Linked DNA regions of Mus musculus: region 1 is linked to region 2. The links are chromatin loops, found by intact Hi-C in ENCODE. Cell type or tissue: left cerebral cortex. All regions are shown on one strand. Links, peaks and the distances in the headings refer to the core of each region. The heading gives the core; the rest is flanking DNA. Region 1 holds the start of Adcy1 (adenylate cyclase 1). Region 2 has its middle 48 kb from the start of Gm11981.

Region 1 (5,368 bases), core at 248-5,247, 300 kb after region 2:
ATGTATGGTTGGCCACGGTGTCCCTTTAATTGCTCACATCTTTTGGAGTGGAAGGTACTCCTGTTGGGGGGAGATTTGTTCTCGGCCCTTCTCTGGACACGCTAGTAGATCCTTGACTTGGGGCAGTGTCACTCATGATGCTTTCCGTGTATGAATCTGTGCCCAGTCTTTCCCCTTTTATAATGACCACAGTTATAACAGTTATATGGGAGGTACACACCACCTTGGCTCCCACTGTATTACATATAACCTTCCTGTTTGTGTCTGCAAACTGTCCATTGAAGCCCTTCTTCCAACCTGGCACATAGTGTATGCGTCTATAACAACAATAGCAATTATTGATGCTCCTGCCTTCTGAGGTTGTGCAACAGGGCTTGACGTGAGAAGCTTCATGCTCCCTCTAGACTGTGAGACTCAGCCAGCCTCTGCGCACCAACAAAACAAAGGTGACAAAGGCTATCTTCCAAGATGCTTTGTAACAGACAGACATAAGAAGTTGGGCAGTTATGGCAGCGAGCAAAAAGGGTCATGCCATGACTCACCTTAATTCCAAACCTGAATATAGGTTCCTCCAGGTTCACTTGAAAGGCATTGATGCTGGCTTACAAACAAACAAACAAACAAACAAACAAACAAGCAGCCTTGACCAAGGGGAGAACTGGAAGCCAACACAGAAAAGCAAGTGGGTGAGGTTTACTTACGAACTTAGCATTTAAATGACTTCACTATGAGTCTTTCTTTTTCATGTAGTCAGGATATTTTTCAGATGTTCTTTAATAAAATCATTAGGGTAGAAAAAGCACACAACATCAAGTAACAAGTGACTCTATGCCTAATGTGGAGAGTTGAGAATCTTGCAGACTTGATAGTATTTAGAGACAATTGGGAATCAGGTGATGACAAGGATGCTTTTTCAAGGCAGTGCCCTAAGGATGGGGCCAGACCATCTTCTCAGCATCAGCTGACGCTCTCCGTGGGTTTCTGCCAAAAGAACACGGAGAGAGAAATGACCAGAAAATGAGGCTGCAGAGCAGTAGGTGTGAACCTTCATGGAAGGAGCAGGGACTGGGGTGAAAACAGTTAGCTTGGGTGCTGACTGGGGCCAGGCAGGCTCTGAGCTGGGAGTGTCTTACAGCGGGAGTCCGCTCCAAGAACAGGGATTAACTGGTTTTCAAGTGGTTCCAGCAAACCTTCAGTATGAACTGTTGGAGATGTTGAGTAGGAAGATTTTTGTAAAAACGACAAGTTCATGTGGCTCAAACTAATTCTAGAGAAAATCTCAAATCCTAATTCCTGTACCTATATAATGTGTGGGGGGGGGGGCACAGGCTCTTACCCTGGGAATTCTCAGGGTCTTCTAAAACAGTCTGGTCAGGATGGACTGAAAGTGAAAATTTGGAAGCGGGGCCTCTAGTAGGAAGAACAGCATATGGGCTGCAAAATTTTGTGAGAGACAGTTCCTGGTGCACCCGTGGGATCCAGAGGTGGCACAAGCTCCTGGCATCTGTTCTACTCTCAGGGTCCTCTGGGACTCTCTCTAAAGGAGAACAGGGGAGCGATCTCAGGGGGCCATCCTGAGTGAGCACCGAATGAAATTCTGTCCGGTCCCTTCCCTTAGTGAATGGACATCACCAAGATCCGCAACTGAGGCGAATCTGTCCCTGCCACTTGTTCAGCTGGAAGTAAACGTCTCGCCATCATTTGCATGGCCAGCTCCTATTTAAGGAGAGAGCCGCGCTATTTTATCTCTCCTTTCAGCCCTCCCTCACCCATCCCTGCACCTAGACCTCACAGCTTCCTTGGACATTGCAGGGCTTTATTCTTGCTCAGGTCAATAGGCAAAGCTTTCACTACCCACCCAGGTGGTGGGCAAATCAGTCACTTAAAGCGCCTTGCATGTGTGACCTGGGATTCTCGGGGTTTCTCGGTGGGCACTGAGTGAGGGGTCCTCTTGGGAGCTGAGTGAGGGCTCCTCTTGGGTGACCTGGTTCTGCTTGCGGAGGGGATACAAATCTAACAGAGCTGTTCCTCCCTCTACTGGGAATTTCTGCGTTTTTTAAACGCCTCCGAAGACTCATAGAGGGGTGGGCTCCACTGTACATAGGAGGGGAAACCGAGGCTCAAAGAGTCAGGAGTGGTGCCCAAGGTCACGTGGCCCCTTGGGCGTGCGGGATCCCGGGCGCTGAGTTGGGCGCGGACTCTGTCCGCCCAGGATCGGGGCTCTTGGGGCTCGCCTGTCGCAGCACGGTCGCCGCAGAGGACCACTGCCGGGGCGCGGGCGGGCGCCAGTGCGCAGGCGCGGCGGGCGGGAGGGGACGCGCTCGGGGCGCGCGCGCTGGGCAGCCGGCGCCCCAACTCCGCCCGCCCCGCGCCCCGGCGCCTCGCCGCCCGCCGCCCGCCCGCCCCGGGGCCGCCGGCCGGCGCCCCGGCGCCCCGGGCCGGCGAGGGGCGCGCCCGTGGCCGCGGCCGCTGCATGGCGCTGAGATGGCGGGGGCGCCGCGCGGCCAAGGCGGCGGCGGAGGCGCGGGCGAGCCCGGGGGCGCAGAGCGGGCGGCCGGGCCGGGCGGCCGGCGTGGGTTCCGGGCGTGTGGCGAGGAGTTCGCGTGCCCCGAGCTGGAGGCGCTGTTCCGCGGCTACACGTTGCGGCTGGAGCAGGCGGCCACGCTGAAAGCGCTGGCTGTGCTCAGCCTACTGGCGGGCGCCCTGGCGCTGGCTGAGCTGCTGGGCGCACCGGGGCCAGCGCCGGGCCTCGCCAAGGGGTCGCACCCAGTGCACTGCATCCTTTTCCTGGCGCTGTTCGTGGTCACCAATGTCCGATCCCTGCAGGTGTCCCAGCTGCAGCAGGTCGGTCAGCTGGCGCTGTTCTTCAGCCTCACCTTCGCGCTACTCTGCTGCCCCTTCGCGCTGGGCGGCCCCGCGAGGAGCTCTGCAGGAGGCGCAATGGGCTCGACGGTCGCCGAGCAGGGGGTTTGGCAACTCCTTTTGGTCACCTTCGTGTCCTATGCCTTGCTGCCCGTGCGCAGCCTACTGGCCATCGGCTTCGGGCTGGTGGTGGCTGCCTCGCACTTACTGGTCACAGCCGCCTTGGTCCCTGCCAAGCGCCCACGTCTCTGGAGGACGGTAAGTGGCACCACGAGTCCCCCATTGGGTTGGAGACACATCTGCCAGCAGCACTGGAGGTGGCAGGAGTTTAACGTTCTTCCTATGGAGAAGGTGGGGAAACTGAGGTTCTGAAGGTGGGACAGGTGTTCAAGGTCAACAGCAAACTGAGGATGCAGTGGAGGAGCTAGCACCCTCCACCCGGTGTTTCTTACGAGATAAGAGTCCCTAGCGTCTTTAGGGTGGAGACGAGAGACTGGTGTGTGGTGGTGGTGGTGGTGGTGACAGGCCCAAGGTCAGGCAGTAGGGTACCGAGCTCAAGTGGGGGACCCAAGCCTGATCCACCGCGCCGGGTTGTACCCGTGTCCCTCAGTAGAGGTACTGAAAAGTGGGAGGGTGCGCGGTCTCCAGGCCAGGCTTCTAGGCTGGCAGAGCGCGCAGCCCCTGGGTTCCTCTCCAGCTCGCCTGGAGCGCATCTGGGGCTCGCTTCTCAATTTCGCGGACCCGAGGGAGCAGTTAGTGGGAAGGGAAGCACTTTGAACCCCACCAGTATCGCTAACCACCCCGGTGTGAATCCGAATTCTGCCCTGAAGGAGAGGAGTTTGCCAAGGTCACACATAGTCTGGTCTCCACAGCTTCTGCTCCCAGTCCTAACCCTGGCTCCATGGAGCCTGAACTTTGTCTCTTTCAACTTGGGTGGGCGAGGGGGCTGCCGGGCCAAGGGCATAGGACTTGACTCCTCCTGGGGATTCTCCTGGACCCCAGAGGTTCCCGTTCCCCATACCACCGCACCCAAGCAGGTGGAGGTGAACCTGGAGGCTGTTCCCAGGAGTTTGGGACCTTCCCCTTCGCTGGCCCTGCCCAGGCGTGGCATCTGAGGGAGGGGTTTGTTCCAGGGCTAGCAGTGGGAGGGAGACGAGAGACAGAAAGGTGGGAGAGTCCATCTAAGGAAAGAAGGTAGCTTCTTCGAGCATATGGGAAGTTGTGGGGGGCTGGGCTAGGCACAGAATCCAAACTGGGGGGACACTAACTGGTGTTTTTGAGAGAGGTGACTGTCAGTCAGCTGTACCTGCTGCCTGTAAGACCAACACAAACACCCAGACTCTGATGGCAGGGAGCGGTACTTAGACTTAGGGGCCATGATGACAGGTTTATTGCTGAGCATTCACTGTAGGGCTGGAGAGACAGCTGTAGACTCAGGACCGTGGTGGGTTCTCTAGGTGCCTTAAAAGGCTGTGTTCTTAGTTTCTTTATTTCTCTTCTACACAGCCTCTAGGCATTCCTTTTAAAGAAAGGATTAGGGAGGAGTCTGCAAAGGTGCTAGTGCCCCTCCCTCTGGGATAGAGGAGCCCTTGTCATTTCAGTGGGGGAAAGAAGCCCATTGTGAAAACAAGGGTTCTTAGGTAGCCTGTGGTACCCAGGTTTCCCCGTGACTAGCCTCCAATCTGATATAAATCCCTCCCTCACCAAAACTCAGCCTCTGCCCCGCCTCCTTCTCACCCCCCCCCCCGCCTCCCCAAGGGAAGATGCTGCCTCCCACAGAGATGGTTTGAATGTAAGAAGTCCATAAGGAAAGCATGTGTTGAAAATCTGCCATTTCTAAGGCATTTTATCCTCTACTCCCTTATCAACACATAAATGGGGCCAAGTGGGAAAACCTGAGGTAAAGAGAAGCTGGTCCCCAAAGATTTCAATGTCTTCCCATCAGGAAATCCTAGGCACCCTGCAGTGTGTTAGTGAACTCTGCCACTTAGTATCTGAGAGGCCTGTACCTCACGGCTGTGGCCACCTCCCTTCAGACCCTGTCACCTCTGCTGCCGCACAGCCTTTTGCTGATGGCCCTGCCTCCTCACCTCCGAATTCTAGACAGACAGTACCCAAGAGGGCATGGGGCAGATGCAGAAGGAGGGAGGGAAGCCGTGCTGCAGGGTGGCCCTTGCTGCATACACAGGGGTCGGATGCTGTTTGAGGGTGTTAGGAGCCTGCTGGGGCTGAGTCCTGTGAGATCTCCACCTCAGGTTCACACCCCAGTCTCAGAACTACAACCCCAGCTTCCAGTCAAGGGCAGAGGCTCAGAGCAAACTGACACTTGGTACTGGGGTTTGTGTAGGTGCGCTTGTGAGGGTCTCCTTACTCTGTTCAGGGGAGCAAGTCCCTTCCAGAACCATGGCCCATCTTCAGGAGGGTCCTCAGAGCCTTCTGAGGTGAGGTAGCCGAGCAGGCCCTTTCCTTGGAGTGCTCTTGAGGGGAGGGATTCTTGAGAAAAGCG
Region 2 (5,368 bases), core at 195-5,194:
AAAGTACATGCAGTTGACAATCACAGGCATGTCTTGGGACGCGTCTTTGTTTAGGAGGCAGGTGGCCACAGGCTCAGGGCTCTTGTGTATTTGCCCGGGAACCAATGAAGACAGAGGCCACTGCTCCCAGTGGAACCATGAAGCAGCACCTGGCTTGGGAGCTGCCTCAGGTACTGGTGGTCTTCCTGGAGAACCCCTCAAGCCCAGAGCTTCAGGCTGAAGATGTCAGGCATGGGGGATTGGAAACTACCCTGTACAAGATCTGCCCTATTTCCTCCCTCGTATGTGGGCCCCAAGGGCCAGGAACTGCTAGATTTTGGAGTTATAGACTTGAAGAGATAGGCTCAGGTTCCCCTATAACAAGTGGAACAGGCACTCTGCCTTTTTTTGGTCTGTTCAGGATGGGTGTTGGGCGTGGGGCTGCTTCTTTCTCAGGTCAGACCCACCAGCCCCTCTTCTCAGGGCAGGCTGTCCTCACTTTCTCTGTGTCCTTCAAGTGTTGTCTGCTGTGAATATGTATGTTCTTCCTGACAGACACACGCTATACAAACATACATTATATAGACTTTGCCTGACCCAAACACACAAATAGACTCATGCAATGACAGAAGTACACACACACACATGCACACATATGCATACAAGACTGACATAGATGATACACACCTACACACACATGACACACATACCCAACACACAGCCACACACACAGTTTGTTCACTTGTCTTTTATGTTTCTGCTTGGTTCTAGCCCAAAAGGTGGTAAGGGAAGGTGTGCTTACTGCCCTTGGGGCAGCTACAGTACCGTCAGGAGCATGCGTGGCTGTGTCGTCAGGAAGACTGTAAGGGTTCCATGTGCTTTCCCAGCTGTGGCATCGGACTTTAAAACCCTGGCTCGCCAGGTCCCACACTGCATCCTCTTTCACTTCACACATTAAAGACGACACACATATATCACAGCATCTCCCTTTGAAATCATCAGGACTTTATTTTGGTACAAAGAATCTTTCTTAGTCACATCCTTGCATGTCCCAGGATAAGGATCCAAGCACAAACCCGCAGCCAATAATAGACGCAGTGGCACTAAATTCACAGAGCACCAGGGGAAAATCCTTAGTGTTCATTCAGCTGAGACAAGATAAGGCGGGCAGAGGACACAGCTGCGGGGCAGCTGGCTTCAGCAGAATGCTCGGTTAGCCTCAGAGTGACAAGGAGTGTGTTGGGGTGGAGGAGAGGGGGAGGACCACAAGCTAACGTGAATAAAAATAGTTGCTTTGGACTCAGCATTCCAAAAATGTTGAGCACTCAATGAGATTTTATTTATATGCACACTTATACTTAGAATAAGAAGTGAAAAATAAACTTAAACTTTTGTTTCTTTTTAGAGAAATATTGGAATGTAGCCCAGGCTAGCCCCTAACTCACAACAATGCTCCTACCTCAGTTTTCCCTGGGATTTTAGGCATGTTCCTGTTTAAAAACAGACGTTTTAAAAAGCAGGAAAGAGAGCAGCTATATTGTCTCTCAAATGGAGATGCTACAAAGCTCCATCAGGAAATAACACAGAGCACGTGACTCCTTGGGGCTGTGAGGAGACCATCTCTGCTGTCCTTTGTCTTCTGAAAATCCTGGGGGAGTTCCTGGGGATACTGGGTTCAGAGAGAGGATGAGAAAGCTAGGTAGGTACCATCTTGATACAAAAGCTGAGCGAGGCCTAAGGACTTTCCAGGCTGGGACATGACAGACTGGACGCATGAGATGGCATTGAGAATGGCATCCCAGATAGAAAAATGGAGTAAGACTTACCACATGAGATGAATTTGGAGCCTGAGTTGGAGGAGTGGAAGAGGGAGGGGAAGAGATCCAAAGCCAGGGGCGGGAGAATGGCTGGGATGTTCCCTACGGTGGGCTGGGGCACTGATGGAGGATGCTGGAGAGCGATTGGGGAGCTGCTGGAGGATCCTGGGTAACTGCTGGGGAGCACCTGAGGGTAACTGCTGGAGGCAGCCACACCAGCATGTGCCCTGACCCCTCCAGTGGCCAGACAGCTATACCTCACGAGGACTCTATTAGGTGGTGAGCTTGGAGACTCTGCTCTCTCCTACATGTGGCTGTGCACTGGACTCTGGCTTTCGAGAAGCAAGACCAACATTCTCCTTTGAGAAGGAGACTCACTGTCCTTGCCCCCAGGAACTCGGGGCACCACCTGCCCTGCCTCTTCCTATGAATGGTTTCAGCTCTCCATCAGGATACTCAGAAACTCCCAACCGAAAAAACACCCTGCGTGTGTGTGATGGTCTAGAGATGGCACCAAGACTCCTCATTTCGTCATCTTCTCCTCTGGACAAAGGTCCTTCAGAACCAGCTGAACTTCCAGCTCCTCCCCACCATGAACAGCCTGCTTTGGGTCACGGTGGCCCTGGCTTCCTCAATACAAAGGGACAAATGAAAGAGACCACAAAGACTGCCCCATGGGTGCATCTGGTGAACATATGTCCTGACATTTCCTAGAAAATACCCCAGTAAATAAAAACAGTGGAGACCATTAGATGACCGAGTCCTTGGAGCAAACTGCTCTCCAGCTCAGAACCCTCCTGAGAAACGAGACCCACCCTGAAGGGTGTGGGAAAACGGACAGTTGCTTGGCTTCTCTTTTTGAGCCACATCCCCTGTTCTGTTCCCATGGATTCTTGGTTCACTCCCGTTCCTTCCAGGCTGGGGCTCCTTGTCTCCATCAGGAGGATCAGCAGGTGTCTAAGAGTGGAGAGGAAGTAGGCTTGGGGCACCAGCACCAGGAAGAGCCTCAGTTTAGGGACGAGGTCCTGGCTTGGACAGTGAGGATTTGTCCATCAAGGTAAGAGGAGCATCTTCAGATACCTGTGAAGCCAGGCGCACCGAATTGCCGTGGTTACTGAGCTCGTTTAGTTTATTTGTCCATTCCACAAACGGGTCAGCATTTGGATTCTAGTGGCTATGGCAGGATATAGGGAGCGATCCCCGTGCTGTGCAAGGCTGCTTCGTATATATTATCTTCACCACAAGCATCCCGTGGTAGCATCCGTGTATTTGTGAGCAGTATCCCGGGCTTGAACTGAGCATCTAAGTTCAGCATCTCCGACGGAATGCATCCCTAAGTAGGATAAACTGAGCACTCCAGATCGAGAAACCCTAATTGAGCACCACACCTTTTGGGTGGACCAACAGAACCTCAGCGAGCACTGCCTTCCTGGCCTGGACTCTGCCGCCCCCTGCCGGTGATTCTTCATACTGCAGACCCTCAGCTCTCCAAGGGGGCTAAGTGTACAATGCTCTCCAATCAAAGGGCAGTGTTACAGGTTCATTCACTGCTGTGATAAAGCACCTTGGCCAGAAGTAACTTGGGGAGGAAAGGTTTTATTTGGCTCACATTTCCAAATTACATTTACTCGCAATACAACACTAAGGGAAGTCGGGGCAGGACCTGAAGCAGAGACCACGGAGTATCAGGCTGTTTACTGTCTTACTCTCTGGGTCGTGCTCAGCAGGCTTTCTTATATTGCCCAGGCCTGCCTGCTTAGGGATGGTGCCACCCACAATGATCAGGGCCCTCCCACATCAGTCAGTCATTCTTCAATTGAAGTTCAACCTTTCAAAGTGACTCTAAGTTGTGTCAAGGTGACAAGATCTAATAAACACAGGCCTTTTCGCTTCAGTGACAAATGCTCAAGAGGGCTGCCCCTCTGTAGAGTGACCCAGATTGTCTCACAGATCCCTCAAGTTTGATCCCCTACCATCTATGACACGTCTGACTAGAGGCCAGAGCTGGAAGGGTCCAACAACTATGGAGAACCCGTTTCCCCTGCGTACAGGAGACACAGGTCAGACAGCAGGCTTGGTTCTGTTTGGGAGAACTAGCGGCAAGGCCAGGCATGGAACCTGCCTCTCGACTCTTAACCCATGACTTTCCCCGTTACTCTGAGTCCCCAAGGAGTCTCTGGGACAGCCTTGTGCTTCCCCTGGAAACTCTCTACAGGGATCATAGTCTTTCCTGTGCTTGTGAGCTTGGCTATGGCTCTCTCATTAGGGTTGCTTTGAGCGTTTTAGGCCACCATACACACAGCCACTGGAGCTGAGCTAAGTAGGCTTGGTGAAGGTTGGGTCTGGAGACTCTGTCTGGTGCCTTCTCTCCTAATGGTATGTTTTGATTTGTTAATTTGGGTACTGGGCCTTCCCAGGGTTCTCAGGGACCTGTGACAATCTCAGAGGCCTCATCGATCTTAGAGGGTTTTCTTCTGAACCCCTTCCCACTACCCCAGAAGTGACCAGGCTGTGTATTAACTCTGGCCAAAATTCAGATGCTCTAGAAGGCAAGACATGAGCCGACTGACAGTTGAAAGATGTCCCCAGATCAGAGAGACAGGGAAAGAAATGGCTGCTGAATGTTTCCTTCCCCCAAGGGACCTAGCAGAGTGGAGGGGTGGCCTCTAGGTACAGGCCATCAGGAAGGTGTTGGGATGTGGGGCAGGTGACATGGCCTTTTGTCTGAGTGACCCCTGAGAGGTGAACAACGGCAGCAAGGAGAGAAAGCAGGTAAGAGAGGGCAAGGCCCCATTCGGGAATGGGGGGGGGGCGTTGCGGTCTGGGGGGAGGCAAGAAGGATATCATTAGGGTGAGAGGTCAGTGCCTCAGGGCTGTCTGGGTGGGCACCTGGCAGCGTTCTTAGTTCAGGAAGTGAGGAGGAAGGCAGCCTTGGTGAGCCCCTGCGCTGCCAGAGATCCTTGCACTCCATGCATACAGGAGCAGGATGCAGCTGGGATTAACTGTTCCCTTTCCAAAGCAAAAAGGACAATTGAGGCACACAGACGGGGGAGACAAGGGAAAGTCAAGTTGCGTTTCCCATGTGGTGGCATGATTTCTCTTTAGGAAGGAATGACCACTGTTAGGAAAGTCGCAGGGAAGTTCAAAGAACAGCTCCCGAGCCCAGGAGCTGGGAGGAGAGAGGTAAGAAATGGGCAGACAGCTGTGCAGCTCAGGGATTCTGTGCCTGGCAGGACCAAGAGTTTCAGGACAAGGGCTGCAGGCCTTGGCTGTAAACTCCAGAGTTACTTTTATATTAATCTGCATATTCGTACACGTACAAAGACATATAGATGTCATGTCAATTGAAGACATAGATGGTCATGTAGCCCATCTCCTCTCTTTCCCCCTTTAATCCTAGGATAATTTATGCCACAGACATCTTGGATGTCCTTTTCAATTATTTATCCTCACTCTTATACAGTGTCTGTCTCCCCCAAACCTAGCTGTGCCAGAAAGAAACCCTTGTCCACCCTGGCTTCTCCGATGCATGGCTCTCTTCATGGCTATATACAGATAGCTGCATGACAGTT

Evidence for each region. Peaks named below come from ENCODE experiments on the same cell type or tissue, not always from the same donor. Only the 100,000 strongest peaks of a DNase experiment are listed, where the experiment ranks them.
Region 1: it touches region 2 in a loop (2.2-fold over the local background); 2 of 42 quality-filtered maps call a loop at or near these places.

Annotation. Positions count from the first base shown.
Region 1 is chr11:7,061,116-7,066,483 of GRCm38, forward strand. It overlaps Adcy1 (adenylate cyclase 1), which reads left to right and starts at 2,318. Exons shown (of 20, transcript NM_009622.2): 1 at 2,318-3,120. The coding sequence starts at 2,485. In left cerebral cortex, for the core only: a CTCF peak has its summit at 2,931; DNase peaks (open chromatin) are centred at 1,090, 1,648, 2,174, 2,738 and 5 more places; H3K4me3 peaks cover 3,529 bases; H3K27ac peaks cover 3,229 bases.
Region 2 is chr11:6,765,805-6,771,172 of GRCm38, forward strand. No RefSeq gene overlaps it. Among named protein-coding and RNA genes, the nearest start is that of Gm11981, 48 kb to the left of the region's middle. In left cerebral cortex, for the core only: a CTCF peak has its summit at 3,256 (motif pointing left); DNase peaks (open chromatin) are centred at 1,078, 1,496 and 3,237; H3K4me3 peaks cover 212 bases; H3K27ac peaks cover 286 bases.